2 separate regions of the Homo sapiens genome follow, and region 1 is linked to region 2. Evidence: chromatin contacts called from ENCODE Hi-C or POLR2A ChIA-PET data. All regions are on one chromosome and are shown on one strand. Each heading gives the region's core, a stretch centred on a gene start or an enhancer-like site at or near the end of the contact. The rest is flanking DNA. Distances are from core to core; before and after follow the strand shown.

Evidence for each region. A loop is a pair of places that touch in the nucleus more often than their neighbours do. ChIA-PET counts read pairs that join two places held with the same protein, here RNA polymerase II (POLR2A). Pooled maps may share reads with other maps.
Region 1: a loop to region 2 is called in a pooled map, with 2.7 times the contacts of the local background. The contact joins the enhancer-like site here to the promoter of NAGA in region 2. A Hi-C loop is called at or near these places in 4 of 50 pooled maps. POLR2A ChIA-PET finds 5 or more read pairs at or near these places in 6 of 52 experiments (GM10248, MCF 10A, activated B cell and 3 more).

What each region holds. Positions count from the first base shown.
Region 1 is chr22:42,295,326-42,301,952 of GRCh38, forward strand. It overlaps a transcript of TCF20 not described here. Among named protein-coding and RNA genes, the nearest start is that of TCF20, 28 kb to the left of the region's middle. RefSeq lists enhancers at 4,455-5,133, 4,993-5,222, 5,134-5,812, 5,813-6,491, 5,893-6,002 and 3 more. Within about 2 kb of position 5,011, at least 9 of the 41 ENCODE cell types and tissues checked have a DNase peak (open chromatin) inside an H3K27ac peak, as active enhancers do.
Region 2 is chr22:42,065,909-42,072,651 of GRCh38, forward strand. NAGA (alpha-N-acetylgalactosaminidase) reads right to left here and starts at 4,904. Exons shown (of 9, transcript NM_000262.3): 1 at 4,374-4,904; 2 at 2,531-2,666; 3 at 1,857-2,028; 4 at 1,205-1,382; 5 at 802-896. The coding sequence starts at 4,389. RefSeq lists enhancers at 199-1,068, 1,006-2,205, 1,069-1,939, 1,940-2,809, 5,165-5,214 and a silencer at 4,685-4,984.

The sequences.
Region 1 (6,627 bases), core at 3,761-6,260, 230 kb after region 2:
CTCCCCACCGCTGGGCTGCCTTCTGGTCCTTCCCACCTGGCAAGCCTGCTGCTGCCTTGGGGCCTCTGCCCTGGCTGTCCCCCTCCCTGAGATGCTCCTCCCTTATGTTTTCTTTTCTTTTTTTTTTTTTTTTTTGAGACAGAGTTTTGCTCTTGTTGCCCGGGCTGGAGTGCAATGGCACAATCTCGGCTCACTGCAACCTCCGCCTCCCAGGTTCAAGCAATTCTCCTGCCTCAGCCTCCTGAGGAGCTGGGATTACAGGCAGGCACCACCACGCCCGGCTAATTTTGTATTTTTAGTAGAGACAGGGTTTCTCCATGTTGAGGCTAGTCTCGAACTCCTAACCTCAAGTGATCCACCCACCTCAGCCTCCCAAAGTGTTGGGATTACAGGCGTGAGCCACCGCGCCCGGCCTACTCCCTTATGTTTTCATACAACCAGCTCATGTCCTTCAGGCCAAAGCCTAAATGACACCTCCTCAGAGAAGCCTTCCTTGAACTCCCCACCTCAGCAGCAGAAATCCTGTGCAGCCTTCAGCCCCAACCCATATACCCATCCCCTCCTCCTCCAGGCAGGCTTTCCACACAGCGTGACCAGTTCCCACATGGTACAGGCTGCCCTCCACAAGACCCTGGGCATCACTGAGGGCATGGACTTTGAAGCCAGCAAGCTGGGGTTCCAATCTTGCCTTCCCCGTTTTCTAGCTATAGATGGATCTGTTTCCTCATCCGTAAAATGGGGGTAAGAACAGTCCTTAGCCCATCTGAGTTTTGTGAGGACTACCGAGTGAAGATGTGTCAGGACTTAGACCCCTGCCTGGCAGGTGAGTGCTTGGCAGTGCAGGATCACCATCATGACCACCATCATCATCTTCAGCAGCAGCCTGGCCTCCCCGAGCCAGGCCTCAGCGAACGGGATGCTGTGTCCTTGACCCCCAGCACAGGCCCTGGACACATGGACACTCAGCAAGTACTGGCTCAGTGTCTGACCCTGTGAGACAGGCCTGAGGATGTGAACAGCTCCCACTGCCCTGGCTGCACTCTTTGCTGCTGCTTTGCAAACCTGCAACGGCGCCAACTTGGGGGTGGTGCCGAGAGCCAGTGCAGCTGTGCCCGGCTCCCCAAGGGCCATGAGGGGCAGTTGGAGGCCCCAACACCCAGCCCTGCCTGGAGTCTCCTGGCCGGGATCACAGCCCTGCGGCGTTCGAGCTGCTGCCCACCAGCCGGCCCCCTGGCATTGGGCCCGGGATGCCAGCCAGCCAGAGAGGAAGCAGCTTGGCTGGCAGCCAGCTCACAGTGCCCGAGCTGTCAGCCGGGAGGCAGGCCAGGCAGGGCTGAGACCCCCACCCCCAAACAGGGCTCCAGCCAGGCAGTGCGACAGGGCCAAGTTTCTCCTCACCACCCGAGCCACAAGGGGGCCCTGCTGATGCCAGCCCCAAGCAGGGCTCAGGGATGTAATCACGCTGCAGGGGGACCCAGGAGGCCCCGTCGCCATTTATTCAGCTCAGCTTTTCGCGAATGAGAAAGCAGCACGAGGAGCAGGGGGAGATTTTCAAGTCAAATAACAGTAAAAACAGCAGCAACTACAGCTGACACTCAGCAAGCACTCACTCCATGCCAGGTGCTCCATGCACTCCGGCACTGACATCTCTCCAAAGGAAGGTGCTATAGTTAAACCCACTCTACAGATGTGGCAACTGAGTTCAGAGAGGTGCAGTAACCCACCCAGAACCACACAGCAAACTGGAGAAGTCAGTTTAAACTTGGGCCCCAGAACCTGTGTCCCAACCCCTATGCACTACTGGTTCAGGCAGGCCTCAGTGCCCATACCCACAATGGATGGCCCAGCTGGGCGACCTTGGGCAAGGAGGCTGCCCATCTGGAAAATGGGCATGATCAGAGAGGGCTACGCTGTAGAACTGACCAGGGGGCTGAAAAAAGAAAAACAGGTGAGGAGCTACTTCCTGTCCCCTGCCAGGCCTGAGCAGAGGTCAGACTCCCTAGCTGGCTTAAGGGTTGGTCATATTCATGGAGCGGCAAGAATGAGGAGTGGGTCCTCATTTGCATTAGACGGTAAATCTAAGGACACTGGTTGTGCCTTCTTTTTACCAGCAACAAGAACTCATCAGAGCCCCTCCCAACCTTCTCCCATCCCCCACTGCCTCCTGAGCACCCTCCAAGGGCACAGCTGGGTGAGCCCCATGGCTGGGCTGGAGGGGCCAGACACTGGGGAGGGGCAGTTCACAGGGTCAGCCATGAAAGCCCATGATCCCTGAGCCTCGAGCTCAGCCCCCAGGAGCTTCCCCTTCATAACCTCTTCTCCCAACCCAGACCAGGCAGACTTAGGAAATACTGGCCAGAGAGAATCTTGAGCCACACAATTCAGACAAATGTGTGTGGACTCCCCTCTTGCCCCACAAACCACAACAGAAGGCCTCGGGTCGCATCCCCCCACCAGCTGGGGCCCCTGTCAGGCAGGGCCCAGCATTCCTGGCTGATGGTGAGGAGATGAGACCCAGGGTGGAAGGAACACATGGAGGGTTCACAGCAGGGCTCCTCTCTGGCACCCATGCAGAGCAGGCAAGGATGAACATGTGCTGGTTTCAGGGCTGGGCCTGGGGGTGCAAAGGTGACCGCTCAGCCCAGCTGCTCACATCTGTACAAAGTGGTGGGGCTTTTCAGCATCTGTCTTCTCAATAGACTCAAAGCAAACCCATGGGAGAGAAGGCATCACCACTGTCTCCATTTCTCACATGTCCTGAGAGGGCCAGTGACTTGCCCAAAGTCACACAGCTGATCAGGGCACAAATCCCAGGGCCCTGGTGCTCCTATCACCAGATTCCCTAGCCCGGAGGAGGGCTGAGCCCTCAGCCAGAGCCAAGGCTCAGCTTCCAGCGACTCATCCAAGAACTGAGATGGAGCAGGGGATGAGTGAGGACAGGCAGGGTTTGACATCAGCGGAGGTGCTCCTGGAGAGAGGGTAGGTGAAGGTGGGCACATGGGCGATTGACCCAAAGGGCCGACTGTTGTTGGGGCACCCATTGGGTGTGGAAGGCGACAGCAGCTGCTGCTGAGAAGTTATTCTAGGGAGACAGGAGTAGTGTCACTATGGTTTCAAGGAGGAAAACAAGGCACATGCCGGGGTGGTGACTCCAGGGCCGAAGCCTCCTTGGCTATCACTGAAGACCATCCTGCCCAGAACCCCGAAGCAGAAGGCCTGGGTCCCAGCCCTGCTGTCAAGTCTCGGCACTTCCCTGAGCCTGGGCTCTTCATCTTTGCACGGATGGTGCTGGGGGAGGGGGCAGTGGGACAGGCAACACTCTCACATCCCCTGTGGATAGCTGGGCACATAGTAGGCCTACCAGCTGGCATGGTCGCAAGTTTGCCCTAATTTCATCTATCTCTGCACTTGCCTTTTGTGGGGACACCCACCTAGATGACAAATTTGACCAAAGAAACCACAGCAGGGATGGGCCAGAGCCTGGAGGCCAGAGCAGCAGGCAGTCCCCTCCCCACCAGGCCTTCCCCAGGACAGTCCAGAACCAGCGTGCCCAATGCCCCGGCCTCCAGGAGCCATCCCTGCCTCAAGTCGGGGGAGGACGAGAGGGCCCAGGGCAGGGAGGGGCCGGGCACCACGGCCAGCACAGAGGAGGCACCCACTGGTGTGTCCTCAGCCTTAGAAGCTGTGGACCAACTGAAACAGAGAATAACCATGGCAGTGATGGGTGGGCTCCAAGGGTTCCCACACCCACCGCCTGCCCAGACCCCTGCTGTGGAGGGGAACGGAGACCTGGAGGGGTACCCCCAAAAATCTGGACTTGGCCCTGCAGGCTTCTCTGGCCTTTAGAAGGCACGGGAGGATGGGGGCAAGGGGGCGGTAGGCAGACAGCAAGAGCAACCAGTGAGCCCAGAGGACAATCACAGGGAGGACGGCGGCAAGGAGGTGAGGCCATGTCTGGCTGGGGGTGCAGGAACTGAGGGTCCTTCCCAGCCCCTCTCCCCACATCCAGCCCCCTGCTCTGGCACTCTCTCCATCTGCCTCTCACACAGTCCTTACCTTGCTCTCCCTCCCCATGGACTCTCTCTCCCATCTCCCCTCCCCACTCCTAGCCAACCTCCAATGCCCTGGGGCCTCAATTTCCCCCAGGACAAAGGGGCCTCAAGGCCTCATGAACAGAACATGCTGGCAGTGGTGGGTCACCCAGGAACCCCGAGGAACTGGAATGGGGGTGGAGGGGAATCACATGTCCCACTGGTCACCAGTCCCTCTTGCCTTTCTGTCCCAGCTAGCAGCTCTCCAACCTCTGTACCTCTCCCCGAACGCAGGCCCCCCTGCCCGCACCCCAACACTTCAAGACCTCCTAGGAGTGACCTGGCTGGGGTCTCTCTAGGTCAGGTAATTAATAGCAGGAGGGAAGTGCAATTAGCAGGTACCTGGAGTGGGGTCGGTAAGAGAGAATAGCAGAGGAGGAGGAAGTGGTGGGGATGGGGGAGGGGAAGAGAGAAGGGGGAGAAGGAAGCGGAGGGGAGGAGGGAGGAGGGAAAAGACAGAAAGGGGTAGAAGGGAAGCTTGGAGCGGGTGGAGGAGGAGGGGGAAAGGGAGCAGAGGAAGAAAGGAGAGGAGGGGAAGGAAGGGCGGGGAGGGGGAGGGGGAGGGGCGCGCTGAAATCACCCGCAACATCAAAGCCTTCCCCAGCCGCAAAGCAGTCACGTGCAGCCTGGTTCCTTTCGTTCCTTCGTTCCTTCGCTGGTAGAAGCCGCTGGGCCTGGGGCTGCTGAAGGAATTTTAAAACGAGGCAGATTGTCTGGAATATCAGGGGGTTAGGGGAATGCGGTTTTATCTCAAGGCAGGGTAAGGGGAGGCAGGTTTTGAAACCTGTTCCCCCAAGGAGAGCGGCAGGGCTTTGGGGCCTCTGCTAGGAGGCTGGGCAGGTGGCCAAGAGTGAAGACCACCCAGCTACTCCTGCCGGTGAGAGCTCGTGGCTGGGCCAGCCCAGATATCAACAGAAGCCAGAAATCTAGATTTGTATGTGAAAACTTCCCTGTTTTAATTTTGGCTCAAACTAAAAAAAAAAAGAAAAAAAGCGCCACATGGGCCAAATAGAGCATGTCCTGACTGGGGCCCAGAACCTCGGTCACCTCCCACTTCTGATGGTGGGCAGCAACGCTTTTGTTTCCCAGGGGGCACTGAGGCCCAGGAAGGGAAAGGCACTTGTTCAGGGACACACACAGTGAGTGCTCAAGGGGTGCGGGCTAAGACTTGGGGTCTCAGGACTCCCATGCCTGAAGCCTCCTGCGGTCAGCAGCCCAAGGGGCAGGGCTGTGGCTGCTGGGAAAGGGAAGTATAGGGAGGTTAGTGGCAGGGGAGGGTCTCAGAAAACCCCTCGTCCAGCCCAGGGCCAACACACTCAGCCCCACTCATCACCCTGATGACTAACCCAGGCCTGCCTCTCTGCCTTTGCCTCTGCTCAGCCCATCCTCCCTATCCACTCCTGACATTCCCTCCTCCCCCTGCCAAGACCTGGGCAGCTTCCCCTCCCCCGAGCCCCACCTGCAGAATGCACCATGCATTCAACCATTCATTCTTCTGTTGCTCCCCAAGGCCCTGAGTCAGCCTTAACCCCACCTTCAGAGGCCAGGACAGGGGAGGGTGTTTAGGATAGAGAGGTGTGGCCTCCAAGGAGGAAGCAGCTACCTCTGTAGGGTGGCGGTAGGGGAGTCTCCCCAAAGGAAGGTCCTAGGGCAGAGCATGGCATCTGCACTTACCAGGGTGGAGGTGTAAATGGCTGCTGGAAGCCAGAGGCAAGGCTGGGAGGAGGTGGATGTGGGGGTTCAGAAATGCGGAAGTTTATCTTGCGGGCACTAGGGAGCCGTTGGAGGTGTGTAAGCAGGAGAGAGGTCGGCTCAGATCTTCACTATGGGGCTGTCAGGACAAGGCGAGGATGGAGTCATTCATAGGTTCAACAAGTGTTTGCTGAGCACTTACTCTGTGCCACGCCCCAGGGAGACAGAGGAGAGCCAGACAGACAAGGCGTGCACCTTGGGGAGACAGACGTGACCACACAACCACCACCACAGGGTGAGGGGGCTATGGTGGGGGCTGGACTGGGTAAGGCACGTGGCCTGGTCCCTCCAAAGAGGAATCCACCTGCAAGGTGAGGACAGGAGGGGACACTGTTCCCAGCCAAGGAGGTGGCATGCACACAGGCCCAGAGGTGGAGAAAGCAGGGCTTCCTAAGTCAAAGTGATTCGACAGGCGGAGGTGTCTGCAAGAGCCATGCCAAAGGTGACAGAGCTCCCTGGCGTAGCTCCAGGGCAATGGAAACCTTTGGGAGGGGTCTGGGAGCAGCAAGGGAGGGAAGGTGGGAAGCAATGTTTGCAGGCTGGGGAGACCTGGCTGCGTCCCTTGGCTCCCTGAAGTCTGTCGTGGGGAACAGGGGACTCCCTTTCTCACTGCCAGCGGGCAAAACCCGAGCAGATGGGCAGCCATTCCCCTGGTAGATTTCAGTTCTCCGAGGAGGAGCACTCCAGTGCACAGCCGCTTGGCTGGACGGCCACGGGGGCTGGTGTGAGCAAGACTCAGGGCCGGCAGGCCTGGATTCCGGGCCCAGGGCTCGCAAGTACAGCT
Region 2 (6,743 bases), core at 3,654-6,153:
GAGGGGAAGGCAGAGTCCAGCACCAGAATCACACGCTGCAGCCCAGGGACCCACACAGGAGTTGAGGAGGCTCAGCAGGAGAGACAGAGAGTGGGGAAGAGGGAAGAGAACAGGCCCCACCGGCTTGCTCAGGATGAGGAGGGCCTCAGAGGGTGGCCCTGCTCTGGGGCTACCGGGGTCTCCCTTCTGTGCATGCTGGTGCCAGGAGCCTACCCTGCCTTCTCATGCCAGCTTGGGTCAAACCCAGGGTGTGGGCCCAGGCTGGTGCACCCACAAACAACCCTCCCTGACACCCACCCACCCCCATGTTCTCTCAGTGAGAAACTGCTGTCTGCTTTCTTCTCAGCTCCAGAGGCCTGAGCCCACCCTTTTTGGTGTCAAACATGCTAAGGGAGCCCTCATGAGCCCACAGGCTCCTCTGAGGCTTGGCCCCACCTGCCTGGCCTCCCCAGCCTTCTGGGTCTCCTCGCCTAATGGGCACCTCCTGGAATCCTGGGCACTGTGTGCCAGCACAGATGGCTCTCCTGCCTCTGATGCCAACTCCTTCAGCCCACTTCACAAGGGCCTCTTCTCTAAGGCCCGCCACTCCCTCCAACACACACACCTCTCTGGGCTGGCTGAGCCCACCTGCTCTTTGCGGCTACTTAATGTAGGTCTCTAGACACCTACAAATCACCATATGGGCACCTGTGGTGAGAGCAGCCCTGGCTCTGGAAGGCCCCGTCCCTGAAGCCTGGCACTCAGGAGGTAAGGAGGCCTGGGTGTGGGAAGCGCCATCAGGCAGGGGGCAGAATGGCTTACCCTTGGGGGGAGGCCGCCTTCATAGGCTGGCCAGCTGCAGGAGAAGGCGATGGGGCGGCCTGTGGCATTCAGGGCAGCAGCCATCTTGGGGTACCCTAGAGAAAGCCCAACCTGTTTCAGTCCTGAGGAAGTGCAGGAGGCAGTCTGGGGCCTTAGCCCAGACCTTTTCCCAACAGATGTGAAGAAACAAGCTCCAAACAGTAGGTGCCTCCCCACATACCCAGAGCCTCAAATGCTTCCAGGGTGGGCTATGCTGCCACTCATATTTAGGGAGCCTGGGAGCCACAATCCCCCTAACCCCTGGGTAGGGGGAATTGGGAAGCTCAGCCAGGTGGGCGCTGGGTGGGTCTCCATGGCCACCCTCCCCGTTTGCCTACGTGCCCCAGCCAGCTGCGTAACTCACCCTGGGCCCGCTCCTCGGGGGTGGAGAAGCAGCCATCCAGCTTGAGCATGTCTACCTTCCACTCGGCGAAGGTCTGAGCATCCTGGACCACCTTGTCCAGTGTGGTGCCTGGGTAACCCATGCAGGTGAAGTTGCCCATGTCCGCGTAGATACCCAACTTCAGGCCCAGGGAGTGAACCTGTGGGGGTTTGAGGACACAGTGGGCTCAAGCAGGACCCTCAAGGAGCCTCCTCAAGGCATATCTGACCCCGTCCCATTAAACCTCCAGTGGCTCCCACGGACCAAAGGAGATGGTCCCAGCATGCTGGCCCGGCCTCTGCCCATGATGGCCCACCTCTCCCCCAACACACACCTCCCAGCGGCTGTTTCTTGCCCCTAGGCCTTTGCTCCTGCCATCCTCTCTGCCTCCAATGCCATCTCTCTGGGCTCAGCTCAAGAAATGCCTCCTCCAGGGAACCTTCCTAGAATACCAGGCTGTGTGAGATGCCCTTTCTGGCTCTCACTCAACAGAATAGGCCAAAAGTCGGTGTTCATTTGTCTGTTTCCCCCACTAGACTGTGAGATCTCAATCATGTAAGTGAGCCCTAAGCGAGGTAGGGTGAAAGGAGTGGTCTAGCCCTGAGGCCAAGGGCAGGGCTGGGGTGCGGCTCACGTAGTCAGCCAGGAAAGGAATGCCATGAGGGAAGCGCTTGGGATCCGGCATCAGGCGGCCACTGGCATCGCGACCACCGATCCAGCAGTCATCAATGTTGAGGTATGTGTAGCCCATGTCCCGCCATCCATCCTGTGCCATCCGGTCAGCCATCTCCATGAAGAGCTGTTCACTAGTGAGGGGCAGAGGGATGGGGTAGCTCAGGGACCCAGCCCGGCCCTCACCCACACCCTGCCTCAGCTCTGATTGAATCTGGGCTATAAAAACCATGACCTTGCTGAGCCCTAAGCCAGGTATCAGTGTAAATGACCACCAGAGATTGTGCGATGAGCCATAAGCAAGCTGGCTTGAAAGGAGTGGCTGGCCCCAGGCTAAAAGGCAGGACTGGGTCAGGGGAAGTACAGGGGGCCTGGCCTGACCTTCTAAGAGTTATCTCAGGGGCTGGGTCCATGTAAGGTCCCTGCCTCGTGACCAGGTTGGGGCCTGAGAGTCCCTGCAGAGGCTCCAGACAGGTCATGGGGCTAGGTGTCAGACAGTCCGAGTGACTTCTGGCTGCAGTCTCTGGGATGGAGAACTCTGACCTTGCCCTCTTTTCTAGTGGACTCTCCACTTCCTGCCCCCGAATCTGCAGGGCCCTGGGCAAGGCTCATCAGGTGAGTGTGGACCTTACTCACCTTATGCAGTTCTTTGGGTCCTCATCACAGTTAATGTTGCAGCGGAAGCGTTCCCAGGCCAGCCAGCCCATGGGTGGTGTCTGCAGGAGCCCATTGTCCAGCATCAGCACCTGGGCCACATGTCCCAGCAAGAGCACTAGGGGGCAAGGGAGGAGGGGATGGTGACTATCAGTTGCCCCCACAGCTCCAGCCCTCATCCCACCCCATCTGTATGTTGCTCAGCCCTACAGAGGCTGCCTGCCTATATATAAGGGAAACTGGACTCCTGGGTTTAGGGTAGAATTGGCTCTTCCTGCAATGGCTGGCTCTTGCAAAGCAGTAAGTGGGAGGATGGTGCCTGGGCCAGGCAGTGGCTTGAGGTCTGGCCGTCACCACAGCATTGCTGGAATTAGCAAAACTAACACCTTATGTCCTAACCTTCCTATAACCCCCATCAGCTCCTCCCATCCCATATATAGAACTTAACAGTACAGATGCTCCTAGGCCTACCACGGAACTACGTTCTCATAAGCCCAGTGTAAGTTGAAAATATCACATCAGCCAGATGCAGTGGCTCATGCCTGTAATCCCAACGCTCTGGAAGGCCGAGGCGAGTGGATCACTTGAGGTCAGGCCAACATGGTGAAACCTTGTCTCTACTAAAAATTCAAAAACTTAGCCAGGCGTGGTGGCATGCGCTGTACTCGGGAGGCTGAGGCAAGAGGATCACTTGAACCCCAGAGGCGGAGGCTGCAGTGAGCTGAGATCGTGCCACTGAACTCTAGCCTGGGCTGTGACAGTGCGAGACCCCATCCCAAAATAATAAAAAAGAAAATATTATGTCAAAAATGTACTTAATACACCTAACCTGGCAAACATCATAGCTGAGCCTAGCCTACCTTAAAAATGTGGACAGGCCAGGCACGGTGGCTCACTCCTGTAATTCCAGCACTTTGGGAGGCCGAGGTGGGCGGATCACCGTAAGTCAGGGGTTCAAGACCAGCTTGGGCAATATGGTGAAACCCTGTCTCTACTAAAACTACAAAAAAATACCGGGGTGAGGTGGTGAGTGCCTGTAATCCCAGCTACTTAGGAGGCTGAGCAGGAGACTTGCTTGAACCTGGGAGATGGAGGTTGCAGTGAGCCGAGATCGCGCCACTCTACTCCACTCCAGCCTGGGTGACAGAGTGAGACTCCGTCTCAAAAAAAAAAAAAAAAAAAAAGTGCGACAACGCACATTAGCCTACAGCTGGCCAAAATCATCTAACACAAAGCCTATTTTATAATAAATTGTTGAATATTTCATGCAATTTACTGAATACTGAAACACAGGTTGTATACGTACTGTGGTTTCTACTGAATGTGCGTCGCTTTCACACCACAGTAAAGTTGAAAAATCGTTAAGTCGGGACCATTGGCCAGACTCCAGGTCTCCTGAGCCCCAGTCCAGAGCTCTTTGCTCTCTACCACAGACCCTCAAGAGGCCTCAGAGAGGCTTAAGAAGTAAGCCAGCCAGGATGGGCACCCAATCAGCTCACCTAAGTGAGACCTTTCCCCCTCGGGCCTCAGTTTCCTTATCTGTAATATGGAGTTACTGTAGGGACTGTACAGGCGGTTCTCCGCACATGCTGATATCCATCAGTTAGGGCCTCTGTGCTTGAGGGAGAGGAAGTGAGAAAGGAAGGGCCCCTTTGAAGGAGAAATGATTCCCGTATGGGGAAGCATCTCCTCCCTTCCTGCCCAGCTCTAAGTAAAAGAGAGAGGAACCTGTCTCTCCACATACCCACATTAGGGAAGAAGGGCCAAAGCACTCCTTGTAGCACTCACCCCTACCCTTCCAAGCCACCCCAGCCGGTGTAGGTACCTGTCTTCAGCAGCATCGCTCTGGACTCAGCTTCCGAGGACCTGACCAGATCTGGTCTGCGTGTATCAGCTGTATGTGTTGGGCTCTGGAAGCTAAGAAACGTCTGAAAAGCACTGGGGTCACGGCTGCCTGGCTAGCTCGGCCGCCCTCAACCTTAGGCGTGGATCGTACACTCGGTCCCCAAGTTGCCCGCCCCATCCCCAGCCATCACTTCCCGGAGCTTCAGTTCTTCCTTCAGAAATACGAAACAACGTGTCTTGGATGTCAGACCTCACACCCTCTGCAGTGCTGGGAGTCCCGAGGGCCTACGGGCCGCCTTCGGCCCCGCCCGGGCTCAGAAAAAGGCAGCCACTGGCTTAAGGTCACCAAGAAAGAGCGGAGGGGCGGGGCTGCGGCCAGGCTCCGGACTTCCAGCCGGGTCCGGGTTCCCGCCCTGGGCTCCCCAAAACCGCAGAGCCCCCTCCCACCGCACTTATCCTACCGAAGCGTTCAGACCTGCCGCCGCTTCTGACTCGAATCCGGTAACCTGATAAGTCCGAAGCGTTCCAGTGAGGGCGGGGCCTCACGAAGGCAACCCTTCGCGCAACCTATCAGAATCCCCCCTAGCAACGCTGTGCCCCGCCCATATGGGTCCGGCCTCCCAGCCTCCCTAAGCCCTTCCCCACTGGGCTCCCGCCCTGCGTGCTAGCGAGGCAGGCATTGGCAGAACGGACTCGGGGCTGTCCTTCGTGGCCCGGACCCCGCGAGGCCTGTCCTTCCACCTCTGTGGGGACCAAGAGGGCAAGGATCGTGCCAGGCTCACCGTGGGCGCTCAGTAAGCGGCCGTGCAGAGGACGGTTGAGGGCTTTGTGCAGAGGAAATGAGAGACTGCTCTGAAGCAAGGCCCGCCTAGTGAGCTGCTAGGAAAATGGAAGTCTGGGATTAATCGTCTCTACAAGGAGGGTGCGTGGGAGGCACCAAAGCAGGCGGTCACAGCTCCCGCAAAGGCAGCCGGCTCTCCTTCCCCGCCTGACGCTCAGGGACTACTCGCACAGACTGGGCTACTTCCTTCTTCATTCATTCATCAAGTATTTATTGAGAAACTGCTAAGTGCCAAATGCTTTGTTCTGGGCATTGTAGGGGCAGAAAGGTGTGATATTTTCCCTTACTCATCCCAAAGGTCACAGCGGACACTCCTACAAATAAAATATAGGTTAGCAAGAGAAAAGCATAATAGATTGATTTACTCAATGTTTTATGTGACTTGAGAGCCTTCAGGAATGAAGACACAAATACTCAGGGAAATCTTTATTTTTATGTCTCGGTTTGATGAAGAATGGACAGCCCTGGCCGGGTCTGGTGGCTCATGCCTGTAATCCCAGCACTTTGGAAGGCTGAGGCAGGGGGATCGCTTGAGGCCAGACATTTAAGGACAGTCTGGGCAACATAGTGAGACCCTGTCTCTACAAAAAATTAAAAAGCCAGGCAGGTGCCTGTGGTCCCAGCTACTCGGGAGGCTGAGGTGGGAGGATTGCTTGAGTCCAGGAGGTCGAGGTTGCAGTGAGCTGTGATTGTGTCACTGTACTCCAGCCCGGGCAACAGAAAAAAAAAAAAAGGAATAAGGAATGGACAACTGTGTATAAACGCGATTAGACAAAAGGGAATGATTTAATGTTAATAGCTGAGTGTGGAAACCCAGCAATGTCTGTTCAGATTCGGATTCTTCTTGTTCTCTCTGTGTGGCATTCCCTCCTGCTGGGAGGAGGGCAGGACCCCTTCTGGAATGAGAGTCTTATGACCTAGTATCAGGCAAGGTAGATCAGAGAATTCCTTTATGGCCAGGCCCGACACAGAAAGGTGGGGGATGTTTCCAGTAATATTTGTAGTTACTTTTTTTTCTTTTTTTTTTTCTTTTGAGACAGAGTCTCCCTCTGTCACCAGGCTGGAGTGCAGTGGCGCGATCTCTGCTCACTGCAACCTCCGCCGCCCAGGTTCAAGCGATTCTCCTGCCTCAGCCTCCCAAGTAGTTGGGACTACAGGCGCACGCCACCATGCCCAGCTAATTTTTGTATTTTTAGTAGAGATGGGGTTTCACCATGTTGGCCAGGATGGTCTTGATCTCTTGACCTCGTGATCCGCCCACCTCAGCCTCCCAAAGTGCTGGGATTACAGGCATGAGCCACTGTGCCCAGCCAATATTTGTAGTTGCTATAACTCACCTTAGGGAGGAGGATTTTTAGTTTCTATGGCCTGCCTTGCAGGAGAAAAACAGGAGAAAGAAGGGGGGCAGGAGAAGGTCAGAGAGATACTTTGCTTCTGAGGCTCTTCCAGTGTCCTTTGGTTCAAAGTACTCAGCATGCCCAAGTGCCATATTTTTAGGCATCGCTTTCT